Linked DNA regions of Homo sapiens: region 1 is linked to region 2. The links are chromatin loops, found by intact Hi-C in ENCODE. Cell type or tissue: mammary epithelial cell. All regions are shown on one strand.

Region 1 (2,500 bases), 130 kb before region 2:
GAGCAAATTCTACTCCGTGTCATTGAAAGTCATAACCTTTACCACCTAAAACATACAACTTGCTCAGAGAGTACGTCTAAGCAGGTCCTAGAAGCTGCCACCTTATCGCTCTGTCACTATGGTGAGAGGAGCCACATGGAACAAGGTCAATATGAACACGTTGATAGCAGCTTCTTACTCCAAACACTGTGTGTTAAACCATTCTCACATGGCTATAAAGAAATACTTGGGACTAGGTCATGTATAAAGAAGAGAGGTTTAATTGGTTCATGGTTCTGCAGGCTGTACAAGAAGTAGAATACAGGCGTCCGCTGCTGGGGAGGCCTCAAGAAGCTTCCAATCACGGCAGAAGTTGAAGGGGGACCAAGCATCTCATGTGGCGGAACAAGAGAGAGAGAAGTTGCTACCCACCTTTAAACAACCAGCTCTCACCAGAATTCGCTCACTATTGCGAGGACAGCACCAACGAGTCGGTGCTAAACCATTCATGAGGGATCAGCCCCCACGATTCAATCAGCTCTCACCGGGCCCCACCCCCAACACTGGAGATTACATTTCAACATTAGATTGGGTTGGGGACATGAATCCAAGCTATATCACACTCCAATGATACCTTAAATCATGTAATATATATATTAACTCAGCGAGTGTTTATTGAACAAATTATAGGCATGTGAAAATTTATGAAACAGTGTCTAGCATATATGACTGAAGCTTCCAAGAGGAAATAATAAGAACCACACTATAGGAACTCTGCTGGAGCTGTCCAGGAAAAAGGAGAATAAAAATAAAGATAGCTGTACCTATTGGATCTTTCCCTAAAGCAGTGGCAGCATGAGGGGGAGTCCAGAGAAAAACCCATGAGTCCTAAACCGTGAGATATTGGAAACCCCAGCCTCAGCGTCTTCATCTGAAAACTGCTCATTGGATTTCCAGAGACACTTCAAGTTCCCTTCCATATTTTACTGGGATTTCGTATTTTACTGTGAGGTGTGTCTTTTTCTCATATGACATATTAGGGCTCACACACTGCGAGGAATCTGCTTCACTGAAAGGCAAAATTGCTTTGGACTCTGGCCTAACCCCTCCCCTTCAGGGAAGTATCCAGCAAAGATTTCACAATAAATGAGATCACACTGTTCAAAGAGACAAAGTATTGCTTCTTTCTATAATATGTAAACAAAATATCCTCTGGATATTGCTTAGAAACAATGATTTAAATTTTAGGTCTTCCCAAACAATCTGTTTGCAAGAATGCACATGATACAAAGATGTTGATAGCGGCACGGAAAAATTCTGTCAGTCCTAAAGACATTGCTGACACAGCCAGAGTCAACCCCGGAGGCACACTATAAACTCCCATCAACTATGAAAAACAGAACTCCTCATGAACAATGCAGAACGAACGAACGGGTACTCCTCGGCTGTCAAACCTGGGGAGTGGCCCCGTGTGACCTAACCTCCTGGTAGGGCAGGGACCAGCCTAGGAAAATTGCATCTGGGACACCCACCTCCTGAGAGAATACCCTGGTGTAATGGATTCTTGGAGAAAGTTTCCAAAAATGAGTCAGAGGAAAGCATTTCTGATTTTTTCCATTCCCCAGCAGTGTTTTGGCGTTAACTTTTCCTCATTTACTCCACATGCCCAAACCCCAAGACTGATTGTCATGACATCATGCTAAATTAGCCTCTCATTTGAAGCGACCGCTTTCTGTGATTTGAAGATTGGGAGGAAGCAAAGCAAAACCTAATATTTCAGTGGCTATATGTAGGCCAGGACTAGCTCCCACTGTTGGCCCATCTACCTCTAGGACTGAATCTTATCTGATCATTTCCATGGCAACAGCTGTGGGATTGGAATAGGATGAAGGTTTAGGAAGAGTTGCTGGAATTCAGTACTAGACGAGTGAGGATTATTTAACTACACACTTGTGTTGCCATGGAAACGCAAATTTACAAATCAGGCAGGATTTTTGTAGCTCAGCAGCACAGTATTATATTCTTAGGCCTGCTTCAAATCTCCCTGTTCCATTTCCTCTCTCACTGGGGGGAGATATCCCACCAGATACAATTTAATTATTCCCCAAATACTTTCTATTTTAATGTTTAAGGCAGAAATATGGATAGGCTAGGACCAAGACCAAAGTGATTATTCTAAAATGCTTTTCAGTTTTATTTTTTAAAAGCAAAATGCTGTTTAATCTAAAGAAAGAGAATTTCAAACATGTGATAGGAAACATATTCATACAAGAGTCAATTAAGACCCATCTAAATCCAAACCAAAATTACCCTAATTTGAAAAGAATGATATCTAATTCTTGTAGGGTAAGTCCTGCCTAGACTTTGAATTCATTTTATAGCAAGTTCATGTCAGGGAATCAGAAATACTTCATCTGTAACCACTGTTTTAGGATTTATAAGCCACTTCGATTTCACAATAAGCTTATGGGTATGGAAGAGCAGGGGTCAAGACGAGCATTTAGAGACAAAGAATTGTGGT
Region 2 (2,500 bases):
TACCACCCTAGTGCAATGAGTAGGTAGGTAAAAAACTGATAAACACTAATACTTACTGAGTACTTACTAGCTTCCAGACATTGTTCTAAGCACGTTGCATGTATTAATTTATTTAATCCTCACACTACCAATTATATTAGGTATCATAATTATCACCCTGATTTTACTAATGAGAAAAATAGGGAAGGAGGATGAAGTAACTTGCTTACTGGGACACAGTTGGCAAGAACTTGTAACAGCAGGATGTGAACCCAGGCAATTTGGCTCTCACATGGAGAGCTGGGGAGTGTCAAAATAAGATTGCAGAATTTTCTAAATAGGAATACTGTGGGCTGGGGTAGGAGTCACAGCTTTTTCTGCACCAGGTCCACTCTGGGTATTCAGTCCTGCCTGAACATTACCACACAAGAAAGACGGGAGAGCTCAAGAACTCACTAGTCAGGAAGGCATAGGAACCCTATGGAAAAGCGTGCATTTTAAGGAAAGTGTGAATTAGCAGAGGGACAGCATTCAAATGCAAGGCTGTGTGCAAACTTCGAAATGCCTGCTCTCTTGGCTTCTGACTCCCAACTGAGCCCTCCCCTCCTCCCTGGAAAAGACTGAGTGTTATGTCCCAAATGGATGGCCACGGGCTTGTGACCTGAGGAAACTTCTGAAGAGTCCACTTTCAGGGTGCTATGAGTTTGGGGGAGAATCACTACAGTTCTCTCTGAGTGTGGTTCCTTGATCTCTCATTATTTCTGGAAATGCACGCTTTTCTCTGCTCTTCCAAAAGGGCCAAAGAAGGGGCTGGCACCTATGAGATATGGATGGTGTCACTATCGAGCTGCCTGGTCCTCAAAGCTCCCCAAGTGAATTCATCTTGGCTTGCTCAGGACTTTCCCAGTTTTAGCACAGAAATTCCTACTTCCCTAGAAATCCCCAAGTCCTGGGCCAGGTCAGGACAGTTGGTCACCTGACCTTGCCCAGACTCTGCCTAGCATCTTACCAACCCACACCTGCAGACTCAGTCTATTAGTATCATCATTTTACCCCTTCCTCCTATTGTGCAACCCCCTGAATTTCCTAGCATTCCAGCTTTACTGGATGTGCCTCCAAACTCTGTAGGCAGTCTCCTAGAGGCTCAGTCTGTGGACAAAATATCACACGTGTGCAGGCATGATCCATTATGAACAGAGTTCCTTTCTGTGTGTCATCTTATAGAACTTGCCAAGAGCCAGTGCAACAGGCTGGTGGGATGTATAAATATTCTGACTTTACAGTCGAGAAAATTATGACTCAGGTGGAGATGACTTGCTGAAAACAACATAGCTATGATGTGGCAGTATTAGGCCCTCCCTTTTCGAGGTCATGGGCTTGGAACCAACTTCCGTTCAAATCCCAGTTAGGTCATTTCAAGCCGTATGATTTTCCACAAGTTACACAACTTTTCCATGTCTTCATTTCCTCATCTGAAATTTGGAATGGCAACCCAGAATTTATTAAATGAAATAAAATAATGTGCGCACATGACAAACGCTTAGAAAACAATGGCTTTTGGAATACTTGGTAACTGAATCCTGCTTTGTTTCTCGTGGGTAGGAGGCATATTTAAATAAAGGATTCTTTGTCAGAGGAAGAGGTTTAAAACCTTTCTCAACTGAGCTTGAATGGATGAATGAGTCAGAAGAGATGTGTAATCCAAGACTGAGAATAGCAAGACCAAAAGAGAAAAACACGTGCCCCTGCTTAGAATAAACTGGAGGTGAAACAAGAAGGGGCAGCGGTTTGGCAGCACCTTGTAGCCCTTTCCAGGAGCTGCTATTCCCCATCGCTGAGTGACCATTCATTTACGCCATTAAAGCAATCTGTTTCTGACCTGCCAGAAGTCTTCTCTGAGGATCACAGAGCACCCACGATTCTCTTACTGCCTGGAACTCTTCTACCTCTGCCAAAGCTTTCAATCCCCCTTTTATTTACAATAACAAACTAGTGTTAGTGAAGTCTTATCACTTCTGTGTATAAAAAGGCAAAGTGCTTAATACTGGGACAAGTACAGTAAACAACATGTGATTATATATCCCCAGTAATTCCATAATCCAGAACTGTGGCTAACACATTCATCACTATACTTTTTTGTTTTGTTTTTTTTTTTTTTAGATGGAGTCTCACTCTGTCACCCAGGCTGGAGTGCAATGGCGCAATCTCGGCTCACTGTAACCTCTGCCTCCCGGGTTTAAGCAATTCTCCTGCCTCAGCCTCCCAAACAGCTGGGACTACAGGCACATGCCACCATGCCCAGCTAATTTTATGTATTTTTTAGTAGAGGCGGGGTTTCACCGTGTTAGCCAGGATGGTCTCGATCTCCTGACATCATGGTCCTCCCAAAGTGCTGGGATTACAACATCACTATACTTTCTTCCAGTATCTTTTCAGTCTGTCTAAGTACATCTGTGTATATGTCTGAGTGTGTGTGCACGCACCTGTGTTTTTCTGAATAGCTCCTTCCCTTAGTCCTTTC

What was found. Peaks named below come from ENCODE experiments on the same cell type or tissue, not always from the same donor. Only the 100,000 strongest peaks of a DNase experiment are listed, where the experiment ranks them.
Region 1: it touches region 2 in a loop (3-fold over the local background); 6 of 110 quality-filtered maps call a loop at or near these places.

What each region holds. Positions count from the first base shown.
Region 1 is chr15:91,693,624-91,696,123 of GRCh38, reverse strand. No RefSeq gene overlaps it. Among named protein-coding and RNA genes, the nearest start is that of SLCO3A1, 160 kb to the left of the region's middle. In mammary epithelial cell, no CTCF peak of the experiment used is centred here; a DNase peak (open chromatin) is centred at 1,083; H3K4me3 peaks cover 394 bases; H3K27ac peaks cover 424 bases.
Region 2 is chr15:91,560,702-91,563,201 of GRCh38, reverse strand. No RefSeq gene overlaps it. Among named protein-coding and RNA genes, the nearest start is that of CRAT37, 99 kb to the right of the region's middle. In mammary epithelial cell, no CTCF peak of the experiment used is centred here; DNase peaks (open chromatin) are centred at 1,271 and 1,681; H3K4me3 peaks cover 144 bases; H3K27ac peaks cover 1,740 bases.